2 separate regions of the Homo sapiens genome follow, and region 1 is linked to region 2. A link is an interaction called in ENCODE POLR2A ChIA-PET data of the cell type or tissue named here. Cell type or tissue: PC-9. All regions are shown on one strand. Links, peaks and the distances in the headings refer to the core of each region. The heading gives the core; the rest is flanking DNA.

Region 1 (7,532 bases), core at 1,002-5,001, 56 kb after region 2:
TACGACCCTGACATATTATACGTTTATATGCTTATTGGACATTCATCCCTCTCTAAAATGTGAGGCCTATGAGCATCGGAGACCTTAACTGTCTTATTCTTTGCTGAATTCCTAGCGTCAAGAATGTACCTGGAAATAGCTGTGTGTGGTGGAGGGCGCCTGTAATCCTAGCTACTAGGGCGGCTGAGGCATGAGAATCGCTTGAACCTCGGAGGCAGAGGCTACAGTGAGCCAAGATTGCACCACTGCACTCCAGCCTGGGTGACAGAGCTAGATTCCATCTGAAAAAAAAAAATGTATCTGGAACACATTAGGTGCTGAGTAAAGATTTGCTGAGTGAAGGAATGAATGAGGCTGTGATGCCTGCAGCATGTTGTATTCAAAAGCTTCCAGCATGGCTGGGTGCAGTGGCTCATCACGCATGTCATCTCAGTGCTTTGGGAGGCTGAGGCCGGAGGGTCACTTGAGCCCAGGAGGTTGAGGGTGCAGTGAGCTATGATTGTGCCACTGCACTCTGTGCCACTCGGCAACAGACACCTTGTCTCAAAAACAAACAAGACAACCAGGATGGGCCGGGCACGGTGACTCATGCCTGTAATCCCAGCATTTTGGGAGGGCGAGGTGGGTGATCAGGAGTTTGAGACCAGCCTGGCCAACAGAGTGAAACCCCATCTCTACTAAAAATACAAAAATTAGCCGGGCGTGGTGGCAGGTGCCTGTAATCCCAGCTACTGGGGAGGCTGAGGCAGGAGAATCGCCTGAACCCGTGAGGTGGAGGTTGCAGTGAGCTGAGATCACACCATTGCACTTCAGCCTGGGCAACAAGAGCGAAACTCCATCTCAAAACAGGAACAAAAACAAACAAACAAAAACCACGATGGGGAGCAGTGCTCTGCTACCCTGCTGAAAGCCTTTTTGTTGTTGTTGTTGTTGTTGTTTGTTTTTTCTTTTGAAGACAGGACCTCACTCTGTTGCCCAGGCTGGAGTACACCGGAGGGATTGTGGCTCACTGCAGCCTTGAACTCCTGGGCTCAAGCAATTCTCTCACCTCGGCCTCCTGAGTACCTGCGACTACAGTTGTGCCACCATGCCTGGCTAGTTTTTAAAATTTTTATAGAGAATGGGTTTCCCTATGTTGTTCAGGCTGGTCTCAAAGTCCTGGGCTCAGCAGTCCTCCTGCCTTGGCCTCCCAACATGCTAGGATTACAGGTGTGAGCCACTGTGCCTGGCCTTGCTCCCCATCCTTGTAGCATGTGGGCTGGGGTAAGCTGTGTGCCAACATCCTCACCATGGGTGGCACTTGTGGTCCAACAGCCAGTGTTCCTTGGCTCATGGATGTTTATCATGCCTTCTCACTGGCCTTTATCCTTCCAGAATCTCCATTTCCTTTTGTGCACTGTGGCCAGAAGGATACATCTTCCTAACCCACACATATGATCCTGCACCTGCCTGGCTCAGAGACCCCCTCATGACTCCCCAGTGCCCTCAAACTCAAGTCCCAAGCCCTTGGCTTGGCCTTCAAGGTCCTTGCCAACCTCTTCAGCTGCCCCTTCCAGCTTGCTGATCCGTGAACCTCCGCCCCTGTGGGAGCTGCTCTCTGCTTGGCCTCTTTTTCCTCCTGGTCTACTTGGTGAGTTCCTGCCTGTCTTCTGACGTTCATCAGGCATCACTTTTTCTTTTCTGCTTTTATTTTAGAGATGAGGTCTCACTCTGTTGCCCAAGCTGGAGTGCAGTGCGCAATCATAGCTCATTGTAGCCTCGAACTCCTGGGTTCCAGCGATCCTCCCACCTCAGCTTCCTGTGTAGCTGGAACTACGGGTGCATGCCACCATGCTCAGCTAATTTTTTAATTTTTTTGTAGAGATGGGGTCTGGCTATGTTGCCCAGGCTGATCTCCAACACCTGGGCTCAGCGATCCTCCTGCCTTGGCCTCCCAAAGCACTGGGATTACAGGTGTGAGCCAACACACCCAACCTAGGAGTCACCTCTTCTAATAAATAATAGAAATAAGCCTTTAGTCTGCAGTCCTTCGCATGCCTCCTTCCTTCCTTCCCTCCTTTCCTTCTTTTGTTTTTCCCTTTCTCTCTCTCTCTGTTTTTTTTTTTTGAGATGGAGTGTTGCTCTGTTGCCAGGCTGGAGTGCAGTGGCGTGATCTCGGCTCACTGCAACCTCCACCTCCCAGGTTCAAGCGATTCTCCTGCCTCAGCCTCCCAAGTAGCTGGGACTACAGGTGCGCACCACCACACCCAGCTAATTTTTGTATTTTTAGTAGAGATGAGGTTTCACCATGCTGGCCAGGATGGTCTTGATCTCTTGACCTTGTGATCTGCTCGCCTCTGCCTCCCAAATTAGTGGGATTACAGGCATGAGCCACCACACTCGGCCTCTCTTTTCTTTCTTTCTTTCTTTCTTTCTTTCTTTCTTTCTTTCTTTCTTTCTTTCTTTTTCTTTCTTTCCTTTCTTTCTTTCTTTCCCTTTCTTCCTTCCTTCCTTCCCTCCCTTCCTCCCTCCCTCCCCTCCTCTTTCTTTCTTCTTTCTCTCTTTCTATCTCCTCTTTATTTCCTTCCTTCCTTCCTTCTTTCCTTCCTTTCTGTCTCTTTCTTTCTCTTTCTTTCCTTCCTTCCTTCTCTCCCTTCCTCCCCCCTCCTTTCCTTCTTTCCTTCCTTCCTCCCTTCCCTTTCCTTCCTTCCTCTCTTTCTTCTTTCCTCTCTTTCTTTTCTTTTCCTTCCTTTCTTCCTTCCTTCTCTCCCTCCCTCCCTCCCCCTCTCCCTCCCTTGCTCCCTCCCTCCCTCCCTTCCTTCCTCCTTCTTCTTTCTTTCTTTCTTCTTTCCTCTCTTTCTTTCCTTTCCCTCCCTCCCTCCCTTCTTCCCTTCCTTCCTTTCTTTTCTTTTTCTTTTTCTCTCTCTTTTTTTTTTTATTTTTTTGAGATACGGTCTCAGTCTGTTGCCCAGGCTGGAGAGCAATGGCATGATTATAGCTCACTACAGCCTTGACCTCCTGGGCTTAAACGATCCTCCCATGTCAGCCTCCCAAATAGCTGATACTACAGGTGTGCACCACGATGCCCAGCCAATTTTTGTAATATATATGTTTTTAGACAGAATCTTGCTCTGTCACCCAGGCTGGAGTGCAGTGGTGCAATGTCCCCTTACTGCAACCTCTGCCTCATGGGTTCAAATGATTCTTGTGCTTCAGCTTCCTGAGTAACTGGGATGACAGGCGTGAGCCATCATGCCCAGCTAACTTTTGTATTTTTAGTAGAGATGGGGTTTTGGCATGTTGCCCAGACTGGTCTCGAACCCCTTGGCTCAAGCAATCTTGCCTGCCTTGGCCCCCCCAGGTACTGGGATTACCGGCGTGAGCCACCATGCCCAGCCCACGTGCATTATTTCTAAGCCTTATAGCAATCCCTTTGAGATAGGGAATCATGGCCCCACTTTGTAAATGAGAAGATAGGTTCAGAGAGGTGGAAGGGCTTGTCCAAGGTCACATTCCAGCACAGAGCTTGGCACAGATCCAGCCTTGATAAGCTGTTGTAGAATGACACAAGAATCCTAGAATCTAGAATCATCGAAACCTGCTCTTTTCACTTTGGTAGAATTGGAAGAGCTTTGGGTGTTTGATCCATTTAAAAATGATTGCCTGATTCAATCCCTACAACGCAGAGCAGGGGTCCCCTTTGCCATGTGGCCTCCTGCCTGCATCTCCAGAGCCCTTGTTTGGATGGGGTGGCCTTTGCTTTAGGTAAAACAAATGTGATGCCTTACAACGGAAACTTTGGGGCTGCAGGAAAATGCACCTACAGGAGTGTGTGTATGTGTGTGTATATGCGTGTGTGTGAGTGAGTGATGCCTCTCTCCTCCTCACACTCAGCTTCTTGGTAGAGAGGAGGTGAGCATGTGAGTCCCCGTGGGGTGAAGCTCTCCTTACTTCTGAGCATCACCACCCAGGTCCTTCCTTTGGGGCCCAGCTTGCCCCTGGCATCTGACCCCAGTTACGTCCTACTGATACACACATTCAGATGGAGACGGGGAAGCTCCTGGCTGTGATTGTCACCTGCCGTCACCTCAGAGCAAGTGTTAGCACTTCGGTGAGATGTCACAGGGAGGCAAGGGACAAGGGACTGGGGAAATGCAGCCGTTTCTCTCGGAGAACTGGAAGCCTCCCTCCTGCAGCAGTTTCAGGTCGGAGCTCAGTGAGAACAAGTGACATCTTTTGGCAGGTGCATGTGCTCTGTGAGCAGACTGTAAATTCTTTTGTTGCTTTTGTTTTGGAGACAGGGTCAGGCTCTGTCGCCCAGCCTGGGGTGTAATGGCACCCTCCCGGCTCACTGTAGCCTCAACTTCCCAAGCCCAAGTGATCCTCCCATTTCTGCCTCCCAAGCACCTGGGACCATAGGCATGTGCCACCACGCCTGGCTAATTTTTGTATTTTTTTGTAGAGACGGGGTTTCACCACGTTGCCCAGGCTGATCTCGAACTCTTGGGCTCAAGCAATCTGCCCGCGTCGGCCTCCCAAAGTGCCAGGATTATAGGCGTGAACCACCGTGCCCGGTCTGACCCTCCCCTCTTTCTGGATGCGAGCTCCAAGAGCTGAGTTTTGACCCCTGACAGGAAAGAGCCTCCAGTTCTCAGCCCAGGCTCACCCTTGCCCCCCTGGACAGGAGCCAGAGTGGTTGGTGGAATTAGGATGCCTGCTTCCTGGGTGTGACCCCTACCCCCACAACAAAGTAACACCTTGATTGCTGGAGCCAGATTGCTTCTCCTGGGGCAAGAAGGACCACAGACTGCCAGGACGTTGGGCAAGTCATTTAGCCCTTGTGCCCCATGGCCTCCCTGTAGGAAAGTGAAAGCGTTGTTATGAGGCTGCAATGAGTTCAGAATTGTGAAGAGCTGGTGCAGTGGCTCACACCTGCAATCCCAGCACTTTGGGAGGCTGAGGCGGGCAGATCACCTGAGGTCAGGAGTTCAAGACCTGTCTGGCCAATATGGTGAAACCCTGTCTCTACTAAAAACACAAAAATTAGCTGGGCATGGTGATGGGTGCCTGTAACCCCAGCTACTCGGGAGGCTTATGCAGGAGAATTGCTTGCCTCCGGGAGGTGGTTCAAGCGCTGTACTCCAGCCTGTGAGACAAGAGTGAGACTCTGTTTCAAAACAAAATAAAAGAGCTCGGCATGGTGGCTCACACCTGTAATCCTAGCACTTTGGGAGGCCGAGGTGGGTGGATTGCCTGAGCTTGGGATTTTGAGATCAACCTGTGCAATATGGCGAAACCCCATCTCTACTAAAACACAAAAATTAGCTGGGCGTGTTGGTGTGTGCCTGTAATCCTAGCACTTTGGGAGGCTGAGGTGGAATAATCGCTTGAACTTGGGAGGCAGAGATTTCAGTGAGCTGAGATGGCCCCACTGCACTCTAGCCTGGGTGACAGAGTGACTCCATCTCAAAAAAAAAAAAAAAAAAAACAAACAAAAAACAAAACAACTTACTTGTTGCATCTTTACAGAAATACATAGTCTTGATACTAATCCTTACATGATTCTCATTTTATAGGTGAGAAAATCAGGTTAAGCGACTTGCCCAAGGTCACACAACAAGGAAATTCTAGTCAGGACTGGAACCTGGAAGTGACAGTCACTGCTTCCTAAGCCCTTGGGTGCCAGCACACTGTCCCTGTTTATGTGGCATATTTTTTTTTCTTTCTTTTTTTTTTTTTTTTTTTGAGACTGAGTTTTGTTCTTATTGCCCAGGCTGGAGTTCAATGGCTCGATCTCAGCTCACTGCAACCTCTGCCTCCTGAGTTCAAGCAATTCTCCTGCCTCAGCCCCCCAAGTAGCTGGCGTTACAGGCACCAGCCACCATGCCCAGCTAATTTTATAATTTTAGTAGAGATGGGGTTTCACCATGTTGGTCAGGCTGGTCTTGAACTCCTGACCTCAAGTGATCCCCCCACCTCGGCCTCCCAAAGAGCTGGGATTACAGGTGTGAGCCACTGCACCCGGCCTATGTGGCATATTTTTCAGTTTAATCCTCATGACAACTCTATGGGATGGTTTTTTTTTTCTTTTCTTTCTGAGACAGGGTTCAAGCAATTCTCCTGGCTCAGCCTTTGGAGTAGCTGGGACTATGGGACTACAGGCGTGAGCCACTATACTGTTTTGTTTGTTTGTTTGTTTTTGGTAGAGACGGGGGTCTCGCTGTGTTGTCCAGGTTGGTCTTGAACTTCTGGACTCAAGTGATCCTCCCACCTTGGCCTCCCAAAGTGCTGGGATTACAGGTGTGAGCCACCACACCCAGCCAGGATGGTGTTATTTATCCACATATTGTATTTGAACGTGCTGAGGCCCAGAGAGGCAGGTGATTTTCCCAGGGGTGCCCAGCATGAGCTCATGAAGTCAGCATTCAGGACTTGCTTCTGTAGCAGCCCTGACTAGGGCTTTCTGGCCTCTCTCTGCATGTACCCAATAATTAGGAGCTCTTACCTTCCAAGGCACTCATTGCTTGAGCTGTTGGGAAACTTTCCCTTAGGACAAGCTGAAATCTATCCCTAGCTCTTTAGGTCTGAGGGACCTCATAGGGCCAGCTATACCGGTTTACCACTCCCTCCTTCCCTGCACATGGCTTATTGCCTCTTCTTGTTCTCAGTCTGCTTAAGACAATCAATGTTCCTTCCGTGGATCAGAGGCCAGTCCTGGCCCATCTGCAGGGAAGGATTGAATTGACTATCACCCACCTGTCTTAGACACCCACTCCTATAGATGACAGCAGGACCTTCAGTCCCAACTTGGCAATATTGGAAACTCTGGATGAGATTTAAGTTCTGGAAGTTGAGTTTTTGAGCATGAGCAACTTGTGGTTTCAGAGACCAGCTCCAGATATACCCTCTTTCAAACCTCTTCCTATTGCTAACACAAGGCTGCGTCTGAGCCATCAAGAATGGAAGAGAAGAAATCAGGGGCTTTTAGCCAGGCATGGTGGTGAACACCTGCGGTCCCCGTTACTCAGGAGGCTGAGGTGGGAGGATCACTTTAGCCTGGGAGGTCGAGGCTGTAGTGAGCTATGATTATAACATTGCACTCCAGCCTGGGCGACACAGTGAGACCTCAGAGACTTAAGGACAAAGAAGGTGGGGACACAAAACTCCCCTGGATTTCTCAGTGTGCCGGTAAAGAGCGCCAGCTTTGGCCGGGCGCAGTGGCTCATGCCTGTAATCCCAGCACTTTGGGAGGCCGAGGCAGGCGGATCACGAGGTCAGGAGATCGAGACCATCCTGGCCAACATGGTGAAACCCTGTCTCTACTAAAAATACAAAAAATTAGCCAGGCGTGGTGGCAGGCGCCTGTAGTCCCAGCTACTCGGGAGGCTGAGGCAGGAGAATGGCGTGAACCCAGGAGGGCGGAGCTTGCAGTGAGCCGAGATCTCATCACTGCATTCCAGCCTGGGCGACAAAGCGACACTCCGTCTCAAAAAAACAAAAAAACAAAAAAACAAAAAAAAAAAAAGGAAAAGAAAAAAAAAAGAGCACCAGCT
Region 2 (7,532 bases), core at 2,321-6,320:
CTGGAGAGTGAGGTTGAAGGGACCGGGCTGGCTGTAGAGACATTGACAGGTGGCCTCGCCCAGCAGCCTTAGCTCCACTTCCTGTAGCACCCAGGGGAGAGGCAGAGGATCTGGAGGCAGAACCAGAGAGCAGGTGCTGTGAGGCAGGTATGGCATCCCCAGTTCCCAGGGTTCAGGTTTGCCTCCTGCGGCTGCTTCTTGGACATCAGCTAGATGCCCCATGGCCTCTCAGCCCACCACATTCACCACATCTCCTCCTGCTTCTATCTGTTCTTTCTACTTTTTCATCTCAGGAATGGTCTCATCAAGCTCCTAGTGAGAGCTGCCATGCATGGTTGTGCAGGTTGTGCACTGCAACAAAGGATGCAATGTAGGGACTAAAACCATTAAGTTCTGAGCTCTCACGTGGAGTTGTGTTGGTCCAGAGACATCTTTTCACAGAGATGCCATACGGACTTGACATGGTCCTGTCCTGAGTTGCCAAGCATGGAATCTGGGTGTCATCCCTGTCTCCTCTCTCAACTCCCCTCCTCCAGTCAGTTCCCAGTTCATGAAAACCTCTCATTTGTGACGTCTTGGCATTCTAAACAACTACACTAGTTGAGGCTGCATAGCTTTGGGCCTGGATAACTGACCCAGCCTTCTGATCCACTCTTCACTTCAGCAATGAAGAGGAATGCTACTCAAGTTCAGTTCTGATCTCACCAAGAAAAATAAACGGATCACACTGTCTAAACTTGGTGCTGCAGCCCATCCTGCTTTTGACGGAAACAGCTTCAGGATCCAGAAAGGAGTAGGGGGTGGGGGGAAGTACAGACAGAACTCCTTCCCCAACTCACTCAGAATCTGAGGTCAAAGGCGCGGTGACTCACACCTGTAATTCCAGCACTTTGGGAGGCCGAGGCAGGTGGATCACCTGAGGTTAGGAGTTCAAAACTAGCCTGCCCAACATAGTGAAACCCTGTCTCTACTAAAAATACAAAAAATTAGCTGGGCGTGGTGGTGGGTGCCTATAATCCCAGCTACTTGGGAGATTGAGGCAGTAGAATCTGCTTGAAGCTGGGAGGCGGAGGTTGCAGTGAGCCTAGATCGCGCCGTTGCACTCCAGCCTGGGCAACAAGAGTGAAACTCTGTCTCAAAAAGAAAAAAAGAATTGATGAAAAAAAGAAAAGAATTTGAGGTCAGGTGATGGCTGAAGCTGTACTTGGGGCTCACCAGGGAAGTTGGGGATTGTCCTGGGCGTCCCTGGAGCTGGTGGGGTGCTCTGGCCCTCAGTCTGATCTTAAGGTCTTCATGGCCGGGCCACAGCAGCCTTTGCAGCCCAGGTGCCTGTACCCCTCTCACTCCAGCCTGGCATCCTGGCCCTTCTTCATCTAACATGACTTATCTGGGTCCACAGGGTGGCCTTCATCTCCCCCCATCTTCCTGCAATGTACCCTCTCTTCAAAAATCTCTGCAGAAATCTCCCTCTCTGGGTGCCCATTGTTAGGATGGCCTGGCCCCATTCACACAGACTTCCTGGGGCTCACAGTGACGCTTCCTCATCACCTCCTGCCCTGATGGGACCTCCACAAGCAGAGGCTGTAGCATCTTCCCCTGTAGCACCTACCCAAAGCCCCGAGGATGGGCACAGGTCTGACCACGGCTGATGTGGATATTTGTGGGGGCCCTGGGAGCATGGAAAGCTTGGGTGATGGGGATGATGGGGATGGAGATTTGGTCTATTCCCCCCCACCTTCTAACATAATGCGTGCTTATTTATTGAATTTGTTGCTTGTCTATCTCCTAGGATGTAAACTCTGAAAAGGCAGGATTTTGGCTTTTTATGTTCACTGGTGTCTCTCTAATGCCTAACACGGTGCCTGGCATGTAGAAGGTGCTCAAGAAATATCTTGAGTGAAAGAATGATTGAATGAATGATGGTGGGTAGGAAGAAGAGAGGAGGTGGGGAGTAGAGAGATGAGTGGGGGTGGATGGAATGAGAGGAAGGCGGATGGGAGGGAGGCACAGACTGGCATTTGCTGAATATCTATTATAGGCCAGCCTTATGCTGTAGTGCTTTACTATAGATTACCTGAGGTGAAATATGTAAAGTGCATTGGTTATTGCTATGCCAGGCACTGTACTATGAACTTTACATGGATTTTCTCATTTAATCCACTCAACCACCCCTTGAAGTGGGTATGGCTATTTTCCTCGTGTTACAGATGAGGAAATGTACTGGGTGAAGTGCTTTGTCTGACATGTTAGAGCTGGGATGGGAACCCTAGTCGGAGCCTAAACCCAGGAAAGAAAAAACTGGAAGGACAGGTAAGGAGGGAATGGGGTGCGTGTGGGTGATTCCGTGGTCTTAGTTTGAGAATCCTTGCAGGGAGAAGGCTACATGGAGATCGGTGTGGGATTCATCCACCGACCCGCAGAAACCTACCCTCCAACGCTCCCCGCAGGCTCCGCTCCGTGGCCCCACCTCCTGAGGCCCCGCCCTAGGAACCTCACCTCTCGAAGCCCCACCTCCCCGAGGCCCTCCCCTCTTGTCCCGTCCCACTCACCTGCCTCCTGGACGTCTCCCCAGCCGGTGGCCCAGCAGGCGGTGCCGTGCACGAAGCGGTGTGAGGCGCGGGGCAGGCAGACAGGCCACACGGCGGGGCCCAGGCTGGCGGGTGAGGCCAGGCGCAGCAGGGCCAGGTCGGCGCCCAGCTCCACTTGGCTGTAGTTGGCCGGCACCACGATGGCGGCCACTGCGCGGGTGTGCGCGCCGTCCAGGGGCCCGTCCTGGGAGTGCACGCCCAGCAGTACCGACCACTCGGCCGCGGGCTCCAGCGTCCCATTCCTGCGCTCGACCGGGGCAGTAGGAGGTTAGGTTGACCCTATGGAGGGGGCAGACCCTCGTTGGGGGCAGGGGCTCAGAGCCAGAGGGGCAGGTGCTATCCGATCCAGATTTGGTGCTGATACTCCTCAAAGGGGAAGAGCAAATCCGATTTGGAGCTGGTGGTGGGGGGGTCATTGGAAAGATGGGATTCAGACCCGGATATTGAGTGGAGTGGTGGGACCAGTCCGGCAGCCTTGCCCCACTCGGAACCATGATGCCTCGAATAGCACCTCGCTTTGGGGACAGCTTGGCTCCAAATTATCCTTGAGGACGGAAGTGGGGCGGGAGGAGGGGACCAACTGCGGGGGCGGGGGCCAGCTTTTGGCGGAGAGGGGCCAGGACCAGGGCGAATACTCACGTCATGAAACAGTGAGCAGCGGAGAGGACCCAGGAGGGGGCGATGAGGGAGCCCCCGCAGATGTGGCCACCTCCATGGTGCAGGCTCACTTGCCAAGGCCAGGTGCCCGGCTGCGCGTTTGAGCCCCCCACGATGCGGGCCGAGGGCTCAGGGCGCCCGCAGTCTGCAACGGGGAGCCGTGGAAGCCAAAGCTCCCCTCGGGTTCCCCACTCCAGAAGCCCAGGTAACTCAGGACGAAGGCCCGTCCTCCACCCACTTCAGTTTGCCCCTCTGAACAAAGAACATAGAGGACCCAGGCTTGTCTACATTTCTGGTCTTTTCCACCTCCCTCATGGCCTGACCAGCCTTAGCCTCCTTTAAGGTCTGAGGGTGCCAAGGCCTCTTCCTTACCCAGATCTTCAGGTTCTTCCTGGGTAGGACTGAGAGCTGGGAGCCAGAGGGGAAAGAGAGGAGGACACTTGTGACTTCCAGGCCTGCACCGCCCAGCCCCACTTCCTGCTCTCCAACCCCCGACCCTATCTTCCCACTTCCCTGTCCGTTCAGCAACCCCTGCCAGCACCCATGCCAGTCCTCTGGTCTTTTCTGCCTCTGCACGTGACTTTCCCCCAGTCCGGCTACCTTACCTGAGTCCTGGAAGGCTCCTGGGATGGGACTGATGACTGGAAAGACAGAGGTAGGCAGGAAGAGGCTGGCGACTCGCACTCAGTATGTGCCCTCCCTGACTCCCTCCCCCAGCCTCCTAGCCTCCGTCTCCCCAGGGCACCCAGGCCTCCCTCTCCCTCCTCTGATACATCCTCGCCTTCTGCTGCCTCACTTCCTTCTCTCTGACTTCCTGCTCCCCACACAGAAACCAGGAATCCTGCTCTCCAGCCCCCCAGATGCCAGGACCCAGGCCCTTTGCAGCCACTCTTGTCCCCTGAGGTTACCAAGCATCACAAGGGGGAGGAGCAGGTGCCGGGCCATGGCGCTAGAGTCAGCGGAGGCAGAGCCAAGTGAAGGTCTGCTCCCTGCAGGGCTCTGTCACTGCCCAGGCAGCCCGTGACTCCTGATGGTCCCAGGGGCAGCCCCACCCTCCCTGGCTGGAGCCCATCTCTGGGAATCTGAGAGGATCTGGGGCTGGAAGGGGGAAGCTGGGGAGCCTGAAGGCCCCACCCAGAGCCCTGCGCACATCTCATGTCTCTGGAGGCCCAGGGTGGGGGTGGAGGACAGGTGTCCTAGCTCCTGGACACCTGTTGGGTGGGAGAGGGAGGGATGAAAAACACTGCAGGCAAAGGTCAAAGAGGAGGACAGTGTTCTGTGTCCTTGGTGAGCAGTGGCCCTTAGGACAGGGGAAGTGGCCCCTCACGGGCATGACTCATCGGAGACCTCACCTCTGTTTGGGGTGCGGCTGCCCCAGTGGCTTGGCCTTTTCTTCTCACACAGCTCTGGTTACTGGAGCTGCTGGCCAGGTCTGGGACAGGAGCCCTAGGGAATTCAATCCCATCCCAACAAAAGGATCACAGATTCCAGCAGGTTGGGCAGGGCATAGGGACCCTGGGAGGGGGCTGGGCAGGCTGGCGAGGCTGAAAAAGCCTCCACCCTGCTCTGTGTTCCAGTGACAATGCTCTTAGCTGCCCTGTCACTTACTCTGTGTGACTTTGGGAAAGTAACCCAACCTCTTGGTGTGTATCAGTAAGAGCCAGTTTAAGGGACATATGACTTGGCCGAGCACGGTGGCTCACTCCTGTGATCCTAACACTCTGGGAGACTGAGGTGGGAGGATTGCTTGAGGCTAGGAGTTCAAGACCAGCCTGGTCAACATAGCAAGACCCCATCTCTACAAAAAATTAAAAAATACAAAAATTATGAACTGCAGGGCGTGGTGGTGCACGTCTGTATCCCAGCTACTCGGGAGATGAGGTGGGAGGATTGCTTGAGCCTGGGAGGTCGAGGTTGCAGTGAGCTATGATTGTGCCACTGCACTCCAGCCTGGGTGACAAAGCGAGACCCTGTCTCAACAACAACAACAAAAAGAAAAAAAAAAAGAAGAATAAGAAGAAGAAAGAAACATATGGCTCTTCAAAGAGGAGTTGAAGAGAGTTTAAGGAAGAAACTATTTATAGAAGTGTAGGCAGGGTCAAAGGAAACCAAAGAGGCTGGGTGGCTCACGGCTGTAATCCCAGCACTTTGGTAGGCCGAGGCGGGCAGATCACCTGAGGTCAGGAGTTCAAGACCAGCCTGGCTAACTTGGAGAAGCCCCATCTATACTAAAAATACAAAAATTAGCCGAGTGTGGTGGAACTCACCTGTAATCCCACCTATTAGGGAGGCTGAGGCAGATAAAAATGCTTGAACCCAGGACGTGGAGGTTGCAGTGAGCCAAGATAGCGCCGTTGCACTCTAGCCTGGGTGACAAGAGCGAACTCCGTCTCACAAAAAAAAAAAAAAAAAGGAAACCAAAGAGGGATGGTAACGCATCCTGGGGCCAGCAATAATAGAGAGCCCTTGCTACCTGCTGGCCTGAAGAGGCAGAGAGGGGGCAGTTACTGGAACCCAGCAAGAGCTGCAGCTATGGAAGAGATAGCTGTTAGGAGCCGTGGCCTTCAATAGAGAAATGCAGCCTTTACCAGCAGAGAGGGAGTGGGGAAAGAAAAATCCCCATCTCACTCTCATCTCATCCTCTCTATTTTTAATTAAACCAATTAAAAAATTTTAGAGACACGGTCTCACTCTGTCACCCAGGCTGGAGTGCAGTGCTGTGATTATAGCTCACTGTAACCTCGAATTCCTGGGCTTAAGCGATCCTCTGGCCTCAGCCTCCTGAGAAGCTGGGACTACAGGCACGCACCACCATACCCAGCTAATGTTTTTTATTTTTGTAGAGATGGGGTCTTATTATGTTGCCCAGGCTGGTCTCAAACTCCTGTCTCAAGCGATCTTGCTGCCTCAGTCTTCCAAAAGTGCTGGGATCCTCCCATCCTCTGATCACCCCCTGGCTCTTTTCATTGAAACCTCCCAGAGGCCAGAGTTCAAGGGAGACCATTATATGGTCCATAAAGGTCACTCTTAGGGAACAAATCAGGGTGGACAGCAGAAATGCAGGGTCAACCCAGGAATATTTACACATGTGTATCTATCTTCTTACTGATAATATCAATTAATAATAATATTGGTCTATGAGTCTAGTTGCCCTAGAAAACAGGCCTAGGCAAAGCCTGCATGCTTGTGCTTAATTGGGAGGTGCAATCCCAGGGTGGCAAGATTGAGGGAAAATGAGAAGTGAGCAGGAAGAGGGAAAATGCAAATTCAGCCACCCAGCAACGGACTGGGCTCAATTGATAAACCTGCTAGCCTTAGCCTGTCCACAGGAAACGATGGAGGTAAATTGAGTCTTAACTTCAGATTTCTTAACAATGAGAGCCTCCTCAGGCATTTGTTTAACTTGCTGCTTGGGTAGCTATTTGCCCTTCAAAGGATAAATAACCAATCATTTAACCAAAACTCAGAAAAATGAGGTAATGGGCAAAGGTAGGAAAGAAGAGAGTGCAAGTGTCATTGACGCAAAACATGCACGCCCTGGAGACCCTCACCGATACATTGCTTGCTCCAATTTAGTGGTTAATAAACATTTTGGAGCTGGGCGCGGTGGCTCATGCTGGTAATCCCAGCACTTTGGGAGGCCGAGGCAGGTGGATCATGAGGTCAGGAGTTCAAGACCAGCAGCCTGGCCAACATGGTAAAACCCTATCTCTACTCAAAATTAAAAAATTAGCTGGGCATGGTGGCATGTGCCTGTAATCCCAGCTACTCAGGAGGCTGAGACAGGAGAATGGCTTGAACCCAGGAGGCGGAGGTTGTGCTCAGCTGAAATCGCACCACTGCACTCCAGGCTGGGTGATAGAGTGAGACTCTGTCTCGAAATAAATAAATAAATAAATAAAATTTTGGGGCCAGGTGCAGTGGCTCAAGCCTGTACTAGTGCTTTGGGAGGCCAAGATGGGAGGATTGCTGGAGGCCAGGAGTTCTAGACCAACCTGGGCAGCATAACGCGATCCTGTGTGTGGTGGTGTGCACCTGTAGTCCCAGCTGCCCAGGGGTTTCTCCATGTTGGTCAGGCTGGTCTCAAACTCCTGACCTCAGGTGATCCACCTGCCTCGGCCTCCCAAAGTGCTGGGATTACAGGCATGAGCCACCGTGCCCAGCCAAGACAATGATTCTTAACCCTTTCCCCAACCCAGCAGACATGAGGAGTAGGACTTGCTCTGCTAAATAGCACAGACGTTGGCCAGGCGCGGTGGCTCACGCCTGTAATCCTAGCAGTTTGGG

Evidence for each region. Peaks named below come from ENCODE experiments on the same cell type or tissue, not always from the same donor. Only the 100,000 strongest peaks of a DNase experiment are listed, where the experiment ranks them.
Region 1: POLR2A ChIA-PET joins it to region 2 with 6 read pairs; 20 of 35 experiments call an interaction of 5 or more read pairs at or near these places.

The regions. Positions count from the first base shown.
Region 1 is chr16:31,203,557-31,211,088 of GRCh38, forward strand. No RefSeq gene overlaps it. Among named protein-coding and RNA genes, the nearest start is that of PYCARD, 4.6 kb to the left of the region's middle. In PC-9, for the core only: no CTCF peak of the experiment used is centred there; no DNase peak of the experiment used is centred there.
Region 2 is chr16:31,145,846-31,153,377 of GRCh38, forward strand. PRSS36 (serine protease 36) reads right to left here and starts at 4,221. Exons shown (of 15, transcript NM_173502.5): 1 at 4,154-4,221; 2 at 3,851-3,886; 3 at 3,618-3,653; 4 at 3,228-3,390; 5 at 2,550-2,830; 6 at 1-110. The coding sequence starts at 4,190. RefSeq lists enhancers at 2,855-3,392, 3,393-3,928, 3,929-4,465. In PC-9, for the core only: no CTCF peak of the experiment used is centred there; a DNase peak (open chromatin) is centred at 4,656; H3K27ac peaks cover 1,967 bases.